2 separate regions of the Homo sapiens genome follow, and region 2 is linked to region 1. Evidence: chromatin loops called from intact Hi-C (ENCODE). Cell type or tissue: heart left ventricle. All regions are shown on one strand. Each heading gives the region's core, and the rest is flanking DNA. Links, peaks and the distances in the headings are about the cores only.

Evidence for each region. Hi-C counts contacts between places; a loop is a spot of excess contacts. Peaks named below come from ENCODE experiments on the same cell type or tissue, not always from the same donor. Only the 100,000 strongest peaks of a DNase experiment are listed, where the experiment ranks them.
Region 2: a loop joins it to region 1, with 4 times the contacts of the local background. A loop is called at or near these places in 3 of 110 quality-filtered maps.

The regions. Positions count from the first base shown.
Region 1 is chr4:23,877,195-23,885,194 of GRCh38, forward strand. It overlaps PPARGC1A (PPARG coactivator 1 alpha), which reads right to left. Exons shown (of 13, transcript NM_013261.5): 2 at 7,558-7,737. Among named protein-coding and RNA genes, the nearest start is that of PPARGC1A, 8.9 kb to the right of the region's middle. In heart left ventricle, for the core only: a CTCF peak has its summit at 4,853 (motif pointing right); no DNase peak of the experiment used is centred there; H3K4me3 peaks cover 321 bases; H3K27ac peaks cover 7,063 bases.
Region 2 is chr4:23,772,786-23,788,680 of GRCh38, forward strand. It overlaps PPARGC1A-AS1 (PPARGC1A antisense RNA 1), which reads left to right. Exons shown (of 3, transcript XR_925475.3): 2 at 6,634-6,896; 3 at 9,318-10,252. Among named protein-coding and RNA genes, the nearest start is that of PPARGC1A-AS1, 12 kb to the left of the region's middle. RefSeq lists an enhancer at 15,355-15,895. In heart left ventricle, for the core only: no CTCF peak of the experiment used is centred there; no DNase peak of the experiment used is centred there.

The DNA.
Region 1 (8,000 bases), core at 1-8,000:
AAACGTACCTCTGAGCGCACAGTCTTAAAAGTTAAAAGGAGGCCGGGTGCAGTGGCTCACGCCTGTAATCCCAGCATTTTGGGAGGCCGAGGCAGGCGAATCACGAGGTCAGGAGATTGAGACCATCCTGGCTAACACGGGGAAACCCCGTCTCTACTAAAAATACAAAAAAAAAAAAAAAAAAAAAAAAAAAATTAGTTGGGCGTTGTAGCAGTCGCCTGTAGTCCCAGCTACTAGGGAGGCTGAGGCAGGAGAATGGCGTGAACCCAGGAGGGGGAGGTTGCAGTGAGCTGAGATCTTGCCATTGCACTCCAGCCTGGGCGACAGAGCGAGACTCCATCTCAAAAAAAAAAAAAAAAAAAAAAAAAAAGTTAAAAGGAACCTGAGAGGTTAAGAAGAAGAAAAAAAAATGGCCCTTACTGAAATTGTTTTACATCACAGGCAATTCATTTTATAAAACCCACAATAAAATTTTTCATTACTCAAAGAATAGGCACATAATTATAGGGACAAATTAACCTTGTTAGATGTGAAGTCTGGGATAGGGAATGGTGGAGGAACAATTTGGCTCTCTGCTTTAACAATGTGGTCTTTAATGTTCAGCTTTTTATCTGCTTTGTGTGTTGATTCCATCCAGAGGTGAGTCATCTGCTGGGCTGTGCTTCCAGGACCTGGCGTAGAGATAGTGGGGCATGGACAAATAAACACAGCAAGTGTATAAGGTCTCCACACAGACACATGGTTGCTATACAAATAGACAGTTTGTCCAATGCAGCACCCTGAACCTTGTGATTACTTTCACCTACACTATTATCTTTGAAGTAAATCTAAGAAGCAATGAGCCACTTTTTCCTGATTCTGCTCCAAGATTTCCTCCTTGTGAATTTGGGTCTCCACTATTTTGGCCCCAAAGATATCCAGGCAGAGTAACTTTGATGAGCCAGTTGAGACTCCGGGAGGTTGGAAAAACCTACAATAAGCCCATAAAATGTCCCAGTTTACTTTCTGGAGTGCCTAGAGTATCTGACATGAAATCATTGGTTTCTCCTATCCCAAAATACAAAATAGCACTTTCTGAAATCCTTGTGCCTAATGAAACATACACATTCTCACTTTGCAAACTGCAAATGGCTAAGAACCGAATCAACGTCCATAAAAAAAAAAAAAAAAAGCAGCCAATTTCATCTCTCCTAGCCACACCTTCCATTAACAAAAGCCACCAGCAGGAAAGTTAGTGCCAGTGAAAGATGGTCACGTAACCTGCATCCTGTGAGTTGCTATTTATTAGCAGGGGTTGATACCAAGAGACAGAGCCCTGTGGGTCAGAACTCCTGAGCCATATTTTTCCAGTGGTCAGCATAATGGCAGGGAAGAAATAGGGTGATAAACCAGATGTTCCCAAGATAAGCCAGATGTTATCAAGCCGAGAAGTCTAAAACCACAGTGCTTAAATGAGGTGTGTAGATGAACACACACACACACAAACGAACAACACTATTTAGTCTCCCTGCAAGATAAGCCGACAGGAGAGGCTGAAAATAAAGCAGCACACAGGCTGGGTCAGATTGTTGCTTCCTGATTTATGACTCTCCAAGATGAACATCTAACTGATTTATACCCAGAATTTGGAATTTTGTGGTAGACTACAAATGCAAAGATAAGTACAACATAAATTTTTAAAATACTCCATAAGTCTCCATGAGTTTCAACATTCTTCAATGTTCTTATGTTACAGCCAATTATCTCTCCACTTAAATGGCTATTATTTTCTTACTTGAAGTCTATGTTCTCTGTAAGTGTCATTACCAAGTGTGGCAAAAATCTGGCTGTGGGCCGTAAATTTAATTTAAATGACAAACATTTATTGATTGCAAATTGGAAATCCCAGAAATCTTATAAAAGTGATTATTGTAAATTAATTCAGTCCTCCCACATAACAAAAAAGAATTTATTCTTCCAATGATTAAATTAAGGTGAGGTTGTATATACATGCATTCTTTTTTTCTTGTCTATTTGTTTTGTTAAAATTCCAGGAGGTTTGCCATTCATAGAAAAGTCTGTCTGACCACAGGCACAGTCAGAAGCAGGAATTCATTACCATGGAAGGCTGCAGGATTTCCTCCAAGGAGACAAGTGAAAAAAAGCAGACACCACGTAAATTTGTGGATTGGGTTAAATATGTTCTGTCCCTGAGGCAGTGGAAAGATAGAGGGCCCCTTTGTAAAATGACTCACGAGTCTAGGAAAGTACTTCAGCTCCTAAAGGTGAGCAGAAACTTAACCAGGAACGATATCCACGAGGTTCTGCTTCTCTTTGGAATATCTTTGAGTTAGCATTCCTTACCACCTCTCTCTCTATCCGAACTCAGAGTTATCAGGGCTGATGGAATTTTCCTTCAAGGTACTTTGAATCTGTTCCCTGAATGCCACCCCCTCTGCTATCACCTTGTCCCTTCCCTGTACCTGTATCACATTGGGTTTGGAATGCAGCACTGCCTGCTGTCTGATTTTCCGTATTTCCTACTTGCCTACACCTCTTACGACTGTCAGCATTATCACTCTTAAATACCACCTCCATTATGTTGATCTGCTAAAAAATCTTCAATGACATCCTACTTTCTAAACAGACTCTAAACATTTCCAACTGGGTTCTCATGACCCACCGTAATTTTGTACCTACCTTACATCCAAACTTACTCCCACTACTGCCACGTTCCCATTAATATGTATTTTACTTTGAGTAAACCAAGCTCACCTCCACATCCCGTCTATGAAAACGCTCTGCTCTTCTCTTACAAGGCTTTGTGAATTTATTCTTGCTGTTTATCTCCTCAGCTAGAAATACACATACATACACACACATATATATGCATGCATATATGCATACACGAGCTCGCAATGTTTGCAAATTGCAAATATATATATAATCCTATGTAGGTACATACACATATATACATATACATGAATATACAGTCTTGTATTGTTTTCGAATTGCTAAGAACTAAAAACATATGCATATACTTGTATATTTGTATACACAGCCTTGCATGGTTTCCTAATTGTTTTACATTTGTTCATTTTGCCTCCCAAACTAGATTTAAAGTCCTTTAGGACACAGGCCTTCTTTTGTGCTTTGTATATAATCTTCACATTACCTAACGCAGTTCATTCTATCAATAAACACATGAAGATCAACTCACTCATTATGCAACAAGTATTTGTTGAGTTCTTACTTTCTGCTATTTTCTGAGAAAATATCTAGAAAAATGTCAGTGAACAAGACAGGCAGATTCCCTACTCCTCAAATGCTCATGGTCTGTTGAACTGCCAATATTTGTTATTTTTAACTTTTTGATAGGTACATAATATATGTCCATTTTTGCAAAATTTAGAATATAACTGAAAGCCAAATGAAGAAAAGTAAAGTATCTATATTCCCACTAGAATAACCAAGTAGCCTTGAAAGCGTCCACATTCATTTCCTTGATTGCATATAGCAGGATAATTTACACACAAATACAAAACCACCACTCACCCTTTTCTGCTACAAAGTTCACAGTTTCAGGCTTCCTGAGAGTTCCAGCAATGACCAAACATGAACGCTGGCTACAGCTGTGAGAGTCCTTCTCCCCCCATCAGCAAAGGCAGTCCTCAGAACGTATTACAAGTAATGACCTAGAGACGACTGCATTCTCACTTGCCATCATTCTAACGAACCCCAAGTAGCTTCATTCAGAAGTAACAGACGAATGAATGAAAGATGCCCATTCAGTTGTATCATGGAGGCATTAAAGCAGGTGTTAAAATAAACCAGGGACAAGGTTGCCCACAGTGACCCAGAAAGGCCAATATGCTATTTAAACTAACCCCATGCCATCCATCTTTACAGACTGCTGTGCTGCAAAAGTAGTCCTTTATTCTCCTCCTTCAAACAATGCACAAAGGCAACAGAGGGAAGGAAGTTATGTTGCAATATTCTGAAACATAAATCTTGCTACCAGCCGGTCCAGGGACGCATCCTGTTTTCCTTACACATGGATCAGATTCACTGGAGGCTGTTACCTCTGAGCCTTTTGCTTTGTTTTTTAAAGTGGCTTCTGAATCGTACCTGGTCACCTGCATTTACACATCCAAACACAGGTTGCGTAAGCAGAGAACATTGTTTGCGTGTCCAGTTACTCAACCAACATGTGCTATTGCATGTTGCTACCCCTCTGCCACCACCCAGAATTCCCTTTCTCAAATTGTGACATTCAGCTTCATTTTTTATCATTATTAAGTTTGTGATGTTAAATAAAAATTAAACTTAGATTCAAACATATGGAAGAAACAAAAAGAAGAGATACATAATTTACTCTCAACATTTTAAGACTCTGCCACTCTATTATATATCCCTAAATCCCACTTTCTGCTTTGATGAGAATTCAGTCGATGGCCAGTTTCCAGTGGTGTCATTGACGTGCTACTTGAGTCAGGGAAAAGCATTTAACTACTCAGTGCCTGATTTTATTCTGGGAATCCAAAGTAGATAATGCTTGTTATTGTCAGATCAGAGACAGCAGAGCCCGTGACTGTTTAACTTACTCAAGTACAAGGCCTTCTCAAATGTGATGAGGCAGGGCTTTGCAAATTGGAAGAAGGTGAGTGCAGGTGAAAAGTCCACTGTGAGTGGCCGGCCCTGGGAAGGCACTTCCCTGAAATGCTGCTTTGGTAGAAGCAACACAAACCTGTGGCCATGAAAGAGTTATCTGGTTTCATACGAACCTTCTTCACAGGGAAGACCCAATTTTAGAATGTCACCTGTGCTGAAAACACGCTTTCCTTTCACATTACAGAAAAGATGCCTGAGTTTAACACTAGAGGGCAAAGAGTGGAGGTGTCCTCATGCCATGCAAATACTCCTGAAGCTGCTGCTGTTGGTAAGGGCATTGCCACATATGACTTTACCCTTTGCCTCGATAAAGAATGGGCTTTGTGACATCAGAGAAAACTGTTATGGGAACTTACCTAAACAGTCACTTTTGCCCTCTGACACTAAGAGGATACCTGACATATTAGTCCTGGAGCCCCAGGCATCCCGATATCGTTATACGACTTCTCATTCTTTATATCCAGTAGCTTACTATGTCTTCTCTCAGAAATCTGACCAATTAATCATTAGTAATTTATAAAGGGGAAGCCTGTGACTTTATTTAAAAGCAGGGTTTTTCAACCTCAGTGCTTTTTTCATTGGAGGCTGAATCATTTTTTGTGGTGGGAGCTGTCCTGTAGGCTGTTGGATGTTTAGCAGCATTCCTTGTCTCTAGTCTCTACTCAATAAATGCTCGTAGCATCCCCTTGTCCCCAGGGATAACAACCAAACATGCCTCCAGATATTGTCAAATGTCCCGTGAATTGGGGTGTGGGGCGGGGACCAAAATCGCCTTTGGTTGAGAATCATTGGTTTAAAATGACCTAATGAGAGACTAAATTAAATGAACTTCTGTTTTAGAGTGCTGAAAATAATTTTATTAGCATAGAATATGATACAGGGAGACAAAAAGGGTGGCATGGCATATATTAAGCACCTACATGTAGATAATTAACTAGATGCTGAACCAAGTCTCCTGAAGGTATAAATGCAAAGTACCTCTCACAAATACCACAACACAAAATATAGGGACATAAAAGTTATGGAGAAAGTTGTATTTTTTTTAAAGTAGCCCACCAGAGAGGCATTGACTCCTATGCCATCTCCCCTACCGCTAAGTTATTCTCTAGCCTCTACAAAATGCATGGCATTCACCTGATATGAAATAGGTGATTTTTAGATAAGAGGTCTATGGAGATGGACATTTTTTAAAGCATTGTTTATTTAATGCAGCATGACTTAGAATGGGCCTGTAACTTGACAAGTGTACTGAGTGAGGAATGTTCAATTTACCAGTTCTAACTGGCCAAGTCCTCACATGAACTTTCTAAGACCCGGCTGAGAAGCCTGGGAAAGTAGAACTAACCACAACCTTCAGTGTTCCCTCCACCTTGTTCTGTCTCCCCAGTCCAAACTCTACTACCTTAAGCATTCTTCTAAAACCCACTTAATCTCCAGAGGTATTACAAAATCTCAGCCATAGGCAGAACCTACAGCCGTCTCGGCTCACCAGCTAACTCTACCTCCGTGCCAACCAACACTGAAAGGAAAGATTCTGTTCTATTTTTAAATATATTGAGCAAAGAAGCAGCTTGATATGTCTTTGTAAAGGATGGCTGTCACCCAAATTCATGGGTTCTCTATTTTTATCAAGGATATAAACTTTGAAGTCCGATAAATTTGGGGTTCAAATCCCAGGTCTTTATTGTCAACTGTGTGATTTGGGGAAAACAAATAACCTCTCTGAGTTTCAGTGTCTGCATATGTAAAACAGGAATGATAACAATAGGACCTAACAATAGGTTGTTTTCAAGGATAAGTGAGATGACATATATTAAGCATGAGTATACCAAAATGTTGGCCATTATTGTCATTACTATTATTGTTATCAACATTAATATATTCATCATTCTCTCATGATTTAACAAACATTTATTCAGCATGTATTATATGCTGGGTTCCAGCAAAACTCAGTTAATATTTTAAACTTGGCTTTCTTAAGACTCAGATTTCAACCAAATAACATGGAAGTATAAGAAATGTCTTTGCTGATGAATAAGAAAAGTCCAGCACATAGTAGGTGCTCAGAAAACATTAGATGATGATGATGATGGCACTGGCGGTTGTGATAAAGAAAACTAGCCGATATGTCATCCTTCGTTTAATTCACTTGCCAGAGTACTCACTAAATGTTTGTTCCTATAAAAAATAATGTATTTCAAGTAAATGAGTACTGATCTTGTGGGAAAGAATTCCTTTTCTCAAAGTAACACTTTAATAGGAATAGATTAACATTCTTTATTATAGGGTAGGCTTATAATAAGAGTCCGGAGTCACGGAGGTAATTCTTGCTACTGAAAAGTAAATGAATTTTGACTGATTTATAAGTATACAGTAGATTAGTCAAGTTTAGCAATTCCCATTATATAAAGAAATTAGAGATATGAACCAAAAATATAATTAATAATAATAATCAAAAGAGCTCACCTAATTAGTAAAGCAAACAAAGGTAGACATCTACCCCCTTGGTTAAAAAGAAAGGCCTTCTTATTTATTAATTTATATGAGGTACCATTTATTGCTCATTCTTTCTGTGGGAAATAGACAGGAATAAACAGGTTTAGACTTTTGTTCTTCTTTGTCACTAATCTTTCACAACCCTTTAGTATTTCAACACAGTTTAACTCACTCACAGTTGTTGATTCCTAGTCCCTAGTTGATTTATTTTTTAAATCTTTAAAAAAATAAAAACAAAACATTTGTTTTCCAAATGCTGTTTTTCCATAAATTAGAAAGTATGTAACTGTGATGAAAAGTCTTTTGATGATAGCAAAGTAAGAACTCATTATGCATTCAGGTCTATTACCATGTTAGTCGGGCCCAAGCCAAACTCAATGAAAAATTAATGTTTCCAAAGGATGTCCTTACCTCAAATATGTTTGAAGGCTCATTGTTGTACTGATTGGATATTATTTCTGATTGGTCACTGCACCACTTGAGTCCACCCAGAAAGCTGTCTGTATCCAAGTCGTTCACATCTAGTTCAGAAAGATCAAGTTCAGGAAGATCTGGGCAAAGAGGCTGGTCTTCACCAACCAGAGCAGCACACTGCAGGAGGCAGAAAAAAAAAATTTAAAAAAGCTTCCATTAACCACAGGAATTTATTAAACTGCAATAGCATGTGATAGGAATTAAGCCTAGTTAATTCAACTACACTACCAAAGCTAGTTTCTGGCACTTTAATCACCAGGAAAAACATCCTAAAATCTTTACTCACTTGGCTCCTGAAGGATAATTTCCCTGCTTTATTCCATCCAAAAGCTACCTCCAAACACATGGTAAATACCAAGCTCCACGAAGCTTTCTCTGAT
Region 2 (15,895 bases), core at 4,872-12,871, 100 kb before region 1:
CAGCAGTATTTTGTGCGGTGAGAAAGCAGCTGTTCTCTGGGTCATTTTCACCAAAGGCCTCCCTAACCATCATCAGGAACAAACTTGCTCAAGCTGTGTTTACTGGGGAACTTGCTGTAACTGCTTAGAACTCAATTGCATTCTGACACTCTATTCATCTTCCAGCTTATTTCCCATCACTGACCCTGATCTTATTAGAAAAACCTTGGAGAATATCAGTAATGGCACCTTTTTATTTTTTGACAAGTTACTCCAGAATGTATTTAATATCTTAAAATTGTCATTGATTGAAACTAGTAATTTTAAATGAGCAGTTTCAAACTAATATTTCTCTTTTTTTTTTCCTTAATATTTTTTTCTCCCTAGTCACATACTTGGTCTTTTCAAGGGTATCTTCCTAAGTGGTCAACAAGCTATAAAATTCTCTAATGACAGAGGACGATAGATAGAGGGAAAATTTTTGGTACAGGTTTAGCATCCCGAATTTGAATATCTGAAATCCCAAATGCTCTAAAATCCAAAACTTTTTGAGGGCTGACATGATGCCCAAAGGAAATGCTCATTGGAGCATTTTGGATTTCAGGTTTTCAGATTAGGGACACTTAAGCAGCAAGTGTAATACAAATATCCTAAAGCCCCCCAAATGGACAATTCAAAGCACTTCTGGTCCCAAGCATTTTGGAGAAGGGATACTCAACCTGTAGCATAGGCCATCTCCAGGTGCTTGAGTTGCTTCCCTCTGAATGTCTTACCTAGAACAGAGCTTAGCACATAGGAGGTGCTCAGGAAATATTTAACAAATTATGGAAAGTCATTTCTAACTGAAACTTATTAAGACAATTAGAGGCTTAGATCTCAATACCCAGTTTTTCTGTGGGGTTTTGTAAGCAAGGAAATGCCAAAAACATGTGGATAGAATAAGTGACTGCTTCTCTGAGGTTTGGGAGGCAATAAAGTTTTGTCTACTTCAAAAATTTATCTTTCTCAGCAACCTTTACCAACTGAAATTTCTCTATTTGACTCTGTATTTAGTACCTAAGGAAAGGCACTGACTTTGGAATTAAGAGCTATTAGGCAAGATAAGTTTATTTAATTAGCTAATTAAGACCCTGGACCCCTAAAGGACAGGGATAGGGCTGGTGAGACACAGTTTCAGGAAAGAATAAAAGGGTGCTTGACTAAAAGGGCAGCATGATTTGTTGCTGTTTGAACAGAGGGAGTGGGAAGGAGAATGCCAAAGGTAAGGGATGGCCACCCCAAGATGTAATTCACCAACTTAAACAGCCCTGGCCCCAGTTCTGAAGGAATGCTATGTATTTGCTCCAAGAAGCTACATTTGCATGATCCATGAGAGAAATGCAGCAGCATTAAAAAAACAAAAACAAAGCAAAACGTGGGTTTAGAGTGCAGAACACCTAAATTTGCATTCCAGCTCTCTCACTTTTTAGCAGCAGTAGCAAGTGACTTACTGTGTGTTAGCTCCATTTCCTCATCTGTAAAGTGGGGACAGTTGCTGCTCCCATTCTGAATTGTGATAAGGCATAACTGATGTCACAAATATTCTAATGTAGAGTCTGCTGCAGAAGAGGCATTCAGTAAATGGTGGCTATCATTGACAATAATTCTTTTCAAAGTAATCTTTATCTTACTAAAGCAGAAATGAAAGAGGGAACTGAAAAGGAGCGGGAGCAGCAGGGATAGGAGTATTTATAAAGCATCTAATATATGCTAAATATCTACTCAATTACTCTTCATATACAAACACTCCATGTGAGACAATACAATTTGTATATATGAATTTTGCCTCCTTAACTTTTCTCTGCTCACTTCACTATATCCCTTAGGTCCAAATTATTCAGGTTTTTCAATATATGGAAATAAATAGCGATGAGAAAAGGAAAAACAAGAGAGGAAGAAAGAGGAAGTTCTATGTAAGCCAAAAACTTACCTGCTTGAATGCCAAACCATGCTCTTTTCTTAAAACTCTGAGCACCCCTTCATGGGGAGAGGGAGAGTCCCACACTGCAAGTAGGAATCAAATCCTAGGAACAGCAGCCCCTATATCAAATGGAAACCCTATGTGCGCTGGACCTAAAACTTTCATTTTAAAACTAAAGAGAAAGCAGCCATAGGGAAGGGTGGATCAAGCAAATCACAGAGTAACATTATGCAACATTCTCTTATCATCTTGGGATATTCCGGAACAGAAGAGGTTCCATCCCTCCTGCTATTTTTTCATCACCTCTTCAGAAGTATTCAAATGAGTTAAGACAACTGCTTCACTTGGCATTTGGATCCATCTATTACTACTCCAGGGCTCGGGTGCTTAGTCATTTCTTAGCTCATGTCACTGCCACTTTGTTCTCGCATTTGACACTGACTCCAATAACCTTGTAGCATCTGCCCTCCCAATTCCCTTGAAAACCCTGAGCAGCCTGCTTCGATGAATGCTCGTTTGAATGTCCTTTTTTTTTTTTTTTTCCTGTCTCTCTCTCTCTCTTTTTGACAGGGAAAACAGCTATCAGGTTTCTGGAACATTCTTGAATAGCTAATTCCTGGAGTCCTTGTCCTCACTTCTTCTCCTCTGTACCTCACTGGCATTTGCTCCAAGATCTCCTTTTCAAACAACGTCCTGGCACTGAGCTGAGATTTCCAAATGTTAACTCCCTGGCATCCATCCTGTAGGTGCAGAAAGGATTCTTCCCTGATTTGCACACAAACCTTTTCATTTCGATGCATATCAGGGTCATCTCGGCTTTGTGCCTTGCCTACAAGGTGGTTTGGAGGCCATGTCCCAGAGAACAAATTAAAGAGATTTTCCTCCTCCTTTTCAGAACATCTCCCCCCAGCCACTCTCACCTGGGCATCTGGAAACTCAGTCCTTCCAGGCTCTTATTTTTACCTCCGTGGGCTGAGTCCCAGGGTGGACACTGACCTACATACCAGCTTTTCAGACTCCTTTCAGGAAGGCCTGCAAAATTCTCCAGCAGCTTGTCTGTGCTGTTCTCATGCCCTTGCTCAGGGGAAAGCTTGTCTAAAGCTCCTGTGATCAAAGGACCTTTCCTTCCCAGGTGCCACTATCAATACAATTTCAGCAGAGCACCAGGGGGCAGTCTACATGTCTCCTCTGGGTGAAGGTGTGTCCTCACCTGCCTGATATCCATTAGTTTCCACATTCTCTACCTGATTCTTAGAAACAGAATTTAAATGGAGCATAGTAAGAGGGGGAAAAGAGGAAAAGAAAGAAACAGAGGTAAAGAGAGAATCCACTCATTCATCACTCATCCAGCCATTCCTTCCTTCACTCATGCATTCATACAGGCTTTTTTTAGTGTTACTCTATGGAGCTGAGAAAAGTGTTGGGGATTCAAAGGTGTAAATGGTGCGGTCTTTGCCCTCCAGAAACTCAAGACTCTACTGAAGAAAGAGAAAGAATTCCAACTGTGTATAAACAGAGCCTATTACTTAAGTAATTAACCAATGCTGAAGCAAGATTAGGGGTTCAATAAAAACTTCCTAGAAGAAATAGTGACTTAGTTGAATCTTGATGGAAACAGAAATTCTATGGTAGGCCTGCTTGGGTCAGACAATGACAAGTGCTAAATAAATGTGAACAAAATAGACTCTGTCTCTGGCATCCTGTAATGTAAATTCCAGAGCAGAACATGAGAGGTGTGGTTAGGAGAAGAGAGGAGGATCATAGAGTCTAGCTGTAGAGGACAAACATGAGTTGCCAATTATTGATGTTCCTATGTCCCTGGCATCACATTAAACACCTCATATTTAATCTTTACAATGACATTATGTAGCAGGTATTGTTATTTGCATTTTAAAAGTAATACTACTAAAATTTAGATGATAAACAACCTGCCTACTATCACATAGCTTATAAATACTAGATCTGGACTTTGATCACGGGTATGTCTTACCCCAAAGCATAGGCTCTTAGCCACCCTGGAAAAAACTCCCATAGCCTCTCAGATAGAGAAAGAAAGGTAGGGCATTCCAAGCAGAGAGAACAGCTTTTACAAAATTTTAGAAATATAATAGAGTCTATTCCACAAAACGCAAAAATTGCAGTAGGAGTGGAGCTGTGGGGCTGAGAGCGTGGTGAAAATAACTTTTGAATGAGAGGGTGGGGATCATTCAGGGATAAACTTATACTTGATGCTAGAGACTTTATGTTTGATTCCAGGAAACCAGGTGAAACTGTTGGTAGGCTCTAGATAAGATAGATAGGATAGAATGTTAGCATTTTAGAAGCAATGTTTTGACTGCAAAGTGGAAGATATAGTGAAATTGGTTGTAAATGGAAAAATGCAGATGAAAGATGATTGATTTGAGGGCTTTGAAAGAAGTAAAATAAACAAGACTTGGTAATCAATTAGATGTGATTGTGAATGGCAGGGAGGGCTTGTGTGACTCCTAAGCTTTGGGCCAGGGAAATTTGAGTTGATGACAATCTCTGAAAATGGAAGAATATAAGTAGATTTTGGTTGTGAATAAGATAATGGGTTCAGTTTGAGACATACTATGTTTAAACTTTGGGAGAAAACTCAAAAGGAGGTGTCCAGTAGTTAGTGAGTCAAAAGCTTGGGAGAGTGATTTCAGTTGGGGAAATAGATTTAGAGTCATTTCCCATGGTCTTAGGGAAGTCAATGTTACTGCAGTCAATGATACATCTCAAGGAAAACATGGACAAAGAAAAGAAATATGATTAAAGAAAACAACTAAGGGAATATTTGCATGAAAGATTCAAGTAGAAGAATAGTAGTTAATGAAGGAGAACATAAAGGAGTGGCTAGAGTGGCCAGGAAAAGACGAGAGGTTGATGCACAAAGTACATTTTTTCATTTGCATAGAATGTCAGAATTGGAAATTGTCTGGCTCTTTACTTTACAGATGTAGCCGATGGATCCTGGAGAGATAAAGCACATTGGCAAAGTAATTGCAGCTGGTTAACATTAAAGCCAGAACTAGAACCCAGAGCTTCTGGTTCCAACCTTGGCCAGAGTCTTTGTGTTGTTTTTATTTCCCTTAGCCTCACTGTCTAGAACAGTGTATGGGAAGTAAAATAAAATTGATTTTTTAAAAATGCATTATTTTTAATTGTTTTATTATTTTAGAGACAGAGTCTTGCTATGTTGCCAAGGCTGGAGTGAAGTCTCATAATCATGGTTCACTGTGAACTCGATCTCCACAGCTCAAGGGATCCTCCTGCTTCAGCATCCCAACTAGCCAGGAATGCAGGCATGTACCATCATACTCAGCAAATGTTTGTATTTTTTGTAGGGTTAGAGTCTTGCTATGTTGCCCAGGCTAGTCTTAAACTCCTGGCTTCAAGTCATCATTCCCACCTCAGCCTCCCACAGTGCTGGTATTACAGGCATGAGCCCCACACCCAACCAAATGTATCCTTTGACCCCAAATTTTATCACTAGTTTCCATTTTTTCAAAGACATTTATCTTCTTGGCCACTAATTATGAAAACGGAGCATGACCATTGTTTGCCAGGTCCTTTTAGATAGATTAACCTAAAAAAATGGGTCAGATGAACCCCACCAAGTTGGCTTTCTTTTCCTATTTTCTATTGAGGAAACCGAGGCTAAGACATGTAAAGAAATAAATGCCCTAGAGTCCCATAACTAGGGTAGACCATTATTTCATTGTCAGGTTGTCCTAATTATTTCTCAGTCAACCTCTTGGGGATTCAGTGCTGAATCTACATGCAAACTACCCAGAAGAAATCATTTGGGGGTAGAATCTTAATAATTTGAAGGGGGATAGGTTGATTTTAAAACTTTGTTCTCTGTACTAGGGTACTTAGATTAGGTCTAAAGCAGGGCCATAGCTTTGGGGCAATTAGCAATATCTTTTTGTTTGTTTGTTTGTTTTGAGACGGAGTCTTGCTCTGTCACCCAGGCTGGAGTGCAGAGGCCTGATCTCAGCTCACTGCAACTTCCGCCTCCCAGGTTCAAGAGATTCTCCTTTGGGAGGCCGAGGCGGGTGGATCACGAAGTCAGGAGATCGAGACCATCCTGGCTAACACAGTGAAACCCCGTCTCTACTAAAAAAAAAAAAAACAAAAATACAAAAAAATTAGCCAGGCTTGGTGGTGGGTGCCTGTAGTCCCAGCTACTCGGGAGGCTGAGGCAGGAGAATGGCGTGAACCTGGGAGGCAGAGCTTGCAGTGAGCCGAGATTGTGCCACTACTTTCCAGCCTGGGCAACAGAGCGAGACTCCATCTCAAAAAAAAAAAAAAAAAAAAAAAAAAAAAAAAAAAAAAAAGATTCTCCTGCCTCAGCCTCCCGAGTAGCTGGGACTACAGGCGCAAGTCACCACACCTGGCTAATTTTTGTATTTTTAGTAGAAATGGGGTTTCACTATAGTGGCCAGGCTGGTCTCGAACTCCTGACCTCAGGTGATCCACCCACCTCAGCCTCCCAAAATGCTGAGATTAGCGGTATCTTTTAAGTAATGCCAGTAATTGAGAACTAGGTCCATCGTCATTAATGGGGGTCGTGCTTTCTACTTTCAGGACAAGTCTATCATTGTGCAGGGGCCTCAGCTTCCTGTGTTGGAAATGAGTTAATGTAGTCACACTATGACACGCTATTTTTATTCCTTACCCAGATCAGCCATATTCTAACAATACATTTCAAAGTACTGCTGACGGAGGCTCCACCTGAAACCTGTTCTCTCAGATAAGTATCTTCATCCCATTCATCGTTTCAAGAAAAATAAATAAATAAATCTTACAGCACGGCAGCATTTTCATCTGCTTTGGTTTCAGCCAGAGATAAACTGTTCCTGCTGCAAAGTAATTAATATCAGTCGCCTGGAAAGCAGAAATTGGGAGACAACAGGCTCCTCTTTCTTGATAAACAGATTGTTGGGTAAGGTATGCACATGGATGTGACAATTCATTTGGCCATAGAAATAGCAGAAATGAGACGTTTTTAGACAGATATTTGGAAGGCATGAGCAAATATCCCCAGGCTTCATCCATTTGAGCTCAGATGAGTCTTTTGCGCTAGGTTTTGAGCTTCTCTAAGTCCCTAGGATCAGCAGAAATCTCTAGACCCCCCAGGGGTGTACCCTTAAAACAATACGCAGAATCAGTACGATCATGGCCAACTCCTGGGAAAGCTGGCTCTATGCCCGAGTCCTTTGCAGCCCCCGCCTTCCTGACCCAACTTCCCATGTGACTAAGGAATCAAAAACTTGGCCTAGTTGATATATAATCCAGGCAATCAGAAATTAGAACCGTGCGGCTAGGAAAGATGAGCAAAAGATGCTTAGAAACAAGACAAGCAGAAAACAACCTCCCCAGAGCTATCCTGTGTGGGGAAACCTCCAAAAGCTAGGGAAAGACAGCGTATGTTTTGTATGGTCCAGGAGGAGCAAGCTCATCATGGCTGCCTGCAAATGAAGAAATCATGTTTCTGTCATAGCAAAATGGTTATGTTTTGGAGTGTTCTGTGAATGAGACATGAGAGGGGAAACGCCACCACACAAGTATTCCTTACATTCAGTTCTTCAGAGAAGGCTTCAGGGATCATTTTCCCATCTCAAAAAGCATAAATTGCCATTTTATAGGAGCTTGAGAAGAATATTCTAGAAGTGATTCAGAGCCAGGACATTTGGGGATTTGTTTAGGTAAACATGAAAATTCTATCCATCTTTATTCATCCATCCCAGCAGTCAGCCAGCATCCTTACAAACTCAAAGGGCAAAGTAAAGGTAAAGAAATAATTTAGAATATACTATTATCAGTGCTGTGATAGGTTAATGTGCAGGAGAGACAATAAAGGAGTGAGTTCTACAAGTCTGGGGACAGGGAGTGAGGAGAGATGGGTCAGGAAAGTTTTTATTGAGCAAACACTTGGACTAAGTAATTGAACAATGTAAGTGTTTATAAGCGGGTAGATTAGCAAAAACTTGGATACTCTCAACTCCAGGAGAGATCCAGGAAAAGAGAGAGTTGTACTATTTCTGCTCGTCCCATTGCCTAATTCTACATGTCAGGGGCCAGCTCAGGCCATATAGATCCCTTAGAGCCTTCACTGAACTTCCTCCCTCCTTAGTAAATTTTTTTTTCCCACAGATCTTGAGACATTTATTAGTTATACACTAATTACCTTATGTACATCCACCAGACTGCAAATTGCTTGAGGACAGGGTCTCTTATTAATTCATTTCTACCACATTGGTGACTAAAACAATGTCTGGGATACAGTAGGTGAGCTTTTTAAAGTTTGTTGAATACTATCTATGTCTCCACAATTGATTAGAAGTTTCTTGAAGGCAGGAAGAACATTATTTATCCTTTCTATGCCTGGCACAGGGCTCAAAGTGAATGTTCAATAAACGTTTAATGAACAAGGAGCCCACTGAAATTTCCACATGATAGTGAAATTGATGGCACACTCACTATTTGTCCTTTCTCTGAGCACCTAGTGTCACTTCTTCCTGCCTTTCTCCAGGCAGTGAGGTCTTGGATAACCTTATTTCTCTCACTTCTGTCCTAATGCAACTAGCTTTTTTTTTTTTTTTTTTTTTTTTTTTTGAGACGGAGTCTGTCTCTGTCCAGGCAGGAGTGCAGTGGTGCGATCTCAGCTCACTGCAACCTCCGCCTCCCTAGGAGGTTCAAGCGATTCTCCTGCCTCAGCCTCCCGAGTAGCTGGGACTACAGGCACGTGTCACCACGCTCGGCTAATTTTTTATTTATTTTTTGTACTTTTAGTAAAGACAGGGTTTCACCATGTTAGCCAGGGTGGTCTCGATCTCCTGACCTCGTGATCCATCCGCCTCAGCCTCCCAAAGTGTTGGGATTACAGGCGTGGGCCACCAAGCCCAGCCTTAGCTCTCCTCTTAAAATGATCTAGGTGAGGATTTGCTAGAACTGATGATGGCTACAGTTTATTGTCTTTCTTAATTTAAAAATACATGAATTAAAAAATGTTGGGTTTCCGGTATTATTTGTAAGCCATGGAGAATATATTTTGGAGAAAAATATCAACTCTGAATCTTTCAACTCATACTATGGATACAGCTGCCTAAACTGTAATAGGACCAAGCCTTCCTTTTGGTCACGCACCTGACTGGTCCATTAATATCTCTGCTCTTTGTGTCGAGTCGGTTTATTCTGCATGAGTTTGTTTTTGTCAGTGGTTTATGTTCCAATGTTGTATGGTGCCAGGCAACTTGAACTGTAACTGCAACAACAATGGCAGCCTGTATTCTAACTCAAATTATTTTATCCGCTCAAAAAGAGCTCATGAAATCAACTGATGTATTTCACTGCTTTTTCTTAGGTTTCCTTTGGGAGGGGAAGGAATAACCTTGAAGAGAGGTGAGAATTGTCATGGATTTTGTGTGACTTGTTACTCAAGATGACTCATTAAGCTGCCAAGAGCCTCACAGCCCATCCAAACTTCTCAAACAACCCCTTCAATTCCAGCCCTTGACCTGATCTATGTAGAGGGTTGGAAAATTCACAGCAATACAAAGCTATGGAAACAGACTGTCATCCACATATATGTTGGGTGATGGGGGAGACATGAAGAGTGAGAGACTGTGGAGACAGGAAAGTAGCAACATTTGCCATGAGATTTTCCTCGAAACCATCTCCTTCTTGAATTTAGACACTCATTGTTTATGTGCAGTGGCCCTAGGTACAGAAGGGTCACCACCCCAAGGAGAACTATACCCTCCGGACTCATAAACCAAATTCTAGCCAGATTCTCCCGGAATAAAATACTACAGTTCATCCATTAAGCTAAATCTCCTTTCAACAATTCCCTTCTTACCTGGCCCATGAAATGAATAATGAAGAGATTATTTTCTGGGCAAATTGGTAGAAAAATCCTGATGCAGACAGTTCCCCTTCTGATTGCACCTGACTTCCATTCATTGACTATCACATCAAGTAGTGGTTCTGGGAATTCAAAGGAGAGCTCAGCAAAAGAAGAAGAAAAAAAAGCCCACAAAGTTTTTCAAGGTACCTACTGCAGTTATCAGTTCATAGATCTAAATGTTCGCACTGTATGCTTGATTTGCACATTCCAAACCAATTTGGTAATTTTTTTCATTTTTATCTACACGCATGAAGTGATTTGGAATACTGAAACAATTTAGAATCATATTTCGTTTGCAACAGTTCAATTAACTTAAGTGCTGGAACATGCTCTCCAACTGGTAACTAGTTTAATTGGTTACTATTACAAGAAATAAATTCTATAGTCCTGGGGCCTCCCAGTGTCCTTTCTAGACAGGGCCCGGCCATGCAGAGGTATGTGGGAGTGGGAAGGTGAGGAGTGTAGCAAAATTTCTTACTTAAAAAAGAAAAATCCAAGAACCCATTCTCTTAATAACTAGGTATGAGTTTCCATTTTCTGCTGTGATTTTATGACCTCCAGTTCCCTTGGATCAACTTTACAACCACTCAATAAGCAAGAGAAGGGTGTGGATCAAGGGTCGAAGACTTTTAAAGCTATTGCATAAATGCACTTAAGCATGAGCCAAAGTGATAAATAGGAAACCAAGACGCATGTCAGGAATGCAGCAAAGAATGAGTAGCTGGGACACTTTGAGCAGCTGTTAAGGCAACTCCAAACCCCTGGAAAGAAGGATTTCCTTCTGGCTTACACCAAGGCTCAATTGCTCTAGTTGCATTTGCATTGAAAGGCACTACTGCCAAATTGTACAAGAACACTTATAGTAGAAAAACATGTAAATTGTCAAAAGATACAAAATAATACTGCATCTCATTTGTGGATATACGGAAATGTAGTTAAAGAGAAAAAGTGAGTAGGCATAACACATACTAACTATTGGGGAGAGAATGCTACTGAGGAAGAAAGGAGAATAAAGGGATAGGTATGTGATTTAAGTGCAATCTTAAGCATATTGAATAAAATATTAACATCTCATAAAGCTGGGTATGAGATACATGGGGCTCAATTCTATTATTTTATGCACTTTCATGTTTATTTGAAATGATTTCTAATTAAAAGTTAGAAACACTTAAAAAAAGAATCAGTCCCTGTTTCGCAGCCATTGGCAAACCAGTCATTTCTCAAAAAATTCTTCTGTCTTAAGATCACAAACTCTGGAGGCATCACGCTACCTGACTTCAAACTATACTACAAGGCTACAGTAACCAAAACAGCATGGTACTGGTACCAAAACAGAGATATAGATCAATGGAACAGAACAGAGCCCTCAGAAATAATGCTGCATATGCATATCTACAACTATCATCTGATCTTTGACAAACCTGAGAAAAACAAGCAATGGGGAAAGGATTCCCTATTTAATAAATGGTGCTGGGAAAACTGGCTAGCCATATGTAGAAAGCTGAAACTGGATCCCTTCCTTACACCTTATACAAAAATCAATTCAAGATGGATTAAAGACTTAAACATTAGACCTAAAACCATAAAAACCCTAGAAGAAAACCTAGGCATTACCATTCAGGACATAGGCATGGGCAAGGACTTCATGTCTAAAACACCAAAAGCAATGGCAACAAAAGACAAAATTGACAAATGGGATCTAAGTAAACTAAAGAGCTTCTGCACAGCAAAAGAAACTACCATCAGAGTGAACAGGCAACCCACAAAATTGGAGAAAATTTTCGCAACCTACTCATCTGACAAAGGGCTAATATCCAGAATCTACAATGAACTCAAACAAATTTACAAGAAAAAAACAAACAACCCCATCAAAAAGTGGGCGAAGGACATGAACAGACATTTCTCAAAAGAAGACATTTATGCAGCCAAAAAACACATGAAAAAATGCTCACCATCACTGGCCATCAGAGAAATGCAAATCAAAACCACAATGAGATATCATCTCACACCAGTTAGAATGGAGATCATTAAAAAGTCAGGAAACAACAGGTGCTGGAGGGGATGTGGAGAAATAGGAACACTTTTACACTGTTGGTGGGACTGTAAACTAGTTCAACCATTGTGGAAGTCAGTGTGGCGATTCCTCAGGGATCTAGAACTGGAAATACCATTTGACCCAGCCATCCCATTACTGGGTATATACCCAAAGGACTATAAATCATGCTGCTGTAAAGACACATGCACACATACGTTTATTGCAGCACTATTCACAATAGCAAAGACTTGGAACCAACCCAAATGTCCAACAATGATAGACTGGATTAAGAAAATGTGGCACATATACACCATGGAATACTATGCAGCCATAAAAAATGATGAGTTCATGTCCTTTGTAGGGACATGGATGAAATTGGAAATCATCATTCTCAGTAAACTATCGCAAGAACAAAAAACCAAACACCGCATATTCTCACTCATAGGTGGGAATTGAACAATGGGAACACATGGACACAGGAAGGGGAACATCACACTCTGGGGACTGTTGTGGGGTGGGGGGAGGGGGGAGGGGTAGCATTGGGAGATATACCTAATGCTAGATGACGAGTTAGTGGGTGCAGCGCACCAGCATGTCACATGTATACATATGTAACTAACCTGCACATTGTGCACATGTACCCTAAAACTTAAAGTATAATTAAAAAAAAGATCACGAACTCTAGGCTATTTTGATTAAGGTTCATGGAATTCTGAAAATGAAAGTTTATGACCACCTTTCCTTCTTTCCCACTTCATAATCTTAACTGACCTCATGCTGACTGAGGATGACCACTGGATTGGAGATGGGCCTCTTGTATTGCAATGTTAGAAACTGAGCCCGCTTTTCCCTACAACTGATGCCAGGTGCAGCAAAGACACTACCCTCAAAGGGCGATCCATAAATTAGAACACTGAGTGTCTACCGATCAGTATCTACAGTAATCCTAAGATTTGATTGTAGACAGGTTAGCATTGCAGAGAGAAATCCAAATAAACATATTTAAGAAATCTTAAGAAGGTCTTCTATCATGAACAGCTGATATCCGAGCTAGCATTGTGTCATGACAATGAATGTAATCACAGAAACAAGGAAGCATTTCGTCCAAAGGTGGATTCTCCACGTGCCTATCGCTTGTCTGAGGATACTGTAAGAATCTCTGGAAAGAGGGGCTCAGTTTCTCACACTGCAATACCAGAGGCCCGTCTCCAATCCAGTGGCCATGCTCAGTGAGCATGAGGTCAGTTAAGATTATGAAGTGGGAAAGAAGAAAAGTTGGTCATGAACTTTCATTTTCAGAATTCTATGAACTTTAGTCAAAATAACCTAGGGTTTGTGTTCTCCAAGACAGACGAATTTTCTGAGAAAATGACTGGTTTACCAATGGCTGCAAAATCGGGACTGATTATTTTTTAAGTTTTTTTCTTATATTAGCCCTAAATTGAAAACTTATTTATTTACTTATTTATTTGAGATGGAGTCTCGCGCTGTCACCCAGGCTGGAGTGCAGTGGCACAATCTCCGCTCACGGCAACCTCCACCTCCCAGGTTCAAGTGATTCTCCTGCCTCAACCTCCCAAGTAGCTGGGATTACAGGTGCACACCACCACGCCTAGCTAATTTTCATATGTTTTTAGTAGAGTTGGGGTTTCACCATGTTGGCCAGGCCGGTCTCGAACTCCTGACCTCAAGTGATCTGCCCGCCTCAGCCCAAAGTGCTGGGATTACAAGTGTGAGCTGCTGCGCCCAGCCCAGAAACTTTTTAATAGTGCTTGAAAAACCATAAAAAGCTCTTCAATTTGATTATTTTTGTGATTTAACTTCTCAGTGGTAAGAATATACCATTTTATACCTCCAAATCCACTTTAACTTATGGAAGAGGTTTCTACCTCTTTGTAAAGTTGGTTATCAGCCCTTGTAAGTAAGATCGTACACCTTGGAATCACAGCACTAGGTCATTCCTGCCCATTAAGTATGAGGATCTCTGGCCTCAACCCTCATAGACATTGGTCTTACAGCAATATACTTTCCACAAAATGCAATATATGTAGGTAGGTGGATAGACAGATAAACAGATGGATAAATAGATGATAGATAGATAGATGATAGAAGATAGATAGATACACAGATACATAGATATATAGATACTCACAATAAGGATTCTGGTGAGAGTGTCCTACCGAAGCTATTACAAAATATATTTTTTAATTTTTTCTTACTATACTGCCAACTAGATGTGGAGTTTCTAGTACGTTGGAGAAGTTCCATCAATATAGAATGATGAATGCAATACAAGCAGATTTTGGTTTCAGTCAGACGGTAGCAACAAAAGTACACAAATTTTAACAATTAAATACCTCTAACAGATTTCTTTTGAAGATTAATATTTTATTCCTGGAGGCATTATATATAGGACGAGACTTTCAAAAATAAGTTTTAGGACCAACTGGACTTTGCCCAAATCTGGGCAGTTTTCCAGCTACCTTAACCCTCCATTTCCTCCTCAATAAAATGGGAAGAGTTGTATACCTACCTTACAGTTTGTTTAGGAGGATTAATGAAGAAAATTCATGTAAACAGCTAAGTAAAATGACTAAAAGATAAATCCACAATAAATGTTAGCTAATACCATCATCATCTTTGTCATTATCTTCACTGTTTTAATCACATCCTGAATTCACTGGACTTTCAAATGGAGGGCAGCTTTTCATATTTGCTTTCTTACCAGTACAGGAAGATTTCTCTAATTTTAAAATGAGGATGTTAAGAGGTCTTATTGAGCAACATCATTACCTGAGGTCCAATGGCTGGGATACAGGATGACCAGGTGTGTCACTAAGCGCTGATTCTAGGAAAGGGAGTCTCCAAGTTGATCAAGTTTCTAAAAGGAGCTGATAAAGCTAAGTTTTTAAGACAGCAAAAACAAGCAAATAACGTCTTTAAATTATTGCAATGCCATGAAGTTATGTCTCCATGAAATATAGCAGATACGACTTTTGAGGGGGCTTGAGTTTAACCTTCAGAATGCTGAAAGTTGGTGAAGGTTCCTTGCTGGAAATGGCTACTTTGAGATGGTAGAACTGAAACAAACAATGAGAAGAAAATAGGGGGGCCTCCTCAATGCATTATTGAAATCTAAAGAGCTCTTTGTATTCTATGAATGTAGGGATTATCTTTTTATCATTCCACAAAATTAAAGCTTAAAAGTTCTATCCAAAAACCTAGCTGTGGAGAAATCCTCAAGGGTCTCCCATTAACGTGGTAGCCAGGAAGTACACAGGATTTTAATCAAAGGCCAGCGGCTGTCTATGTGACACAGAACTACCCTCACATATAGAACCAATATGTGAGGTTCATTCCTTTCTTCACAATTCTACAGCCTAGCTGCACAATTGCCTATTTTGTCTATATAATCTCATGGAATGAGTTGGCATACAAGGCAAATAAGAAACCACGGGAAACCTCTGTCCAAACCTTGCTTCGTGCCTGAAGTTCAAATGTGTTTGGTTAACCTTCTATTGATTCCTTCTCTTTCCTTCAGGTGACCTTTTTGGTCTTAGTTTTTGCCATGGCATGCCATGGCACACAGTGGCTCAATGAGACTCTGGCACCAAGTGACAAAGAAACTCTTATGAGTTGTCTATGAATTATTTCATTCATCAGGTGCACACATTGGCACTCCCTTTAATGCCGCCACCCCTGCCACTGGAAATGGCAAAAAGTCAGCCCAACAGATAGGTACTTCCCACCCTCCAAATACTGAAGCCAAACAGTGGATGGTGAACTCCAATCTTTGCTTTCTGTTCAATTGTTTTCCTGTTGGATAGTCGGAACTGCAATTCAGACTGTTGACCCTGGAAAAGGCAGCTCATTGAATCAGTACCAGGATGCTTTTCCCATGTAAACAGATAAGTGGAGGAGAATGACGCCATGCATTGCACTTGATCATTAAATTGCCTGACATGAAAGTAACACGGCTCCATCACATGCCGTGTGACCA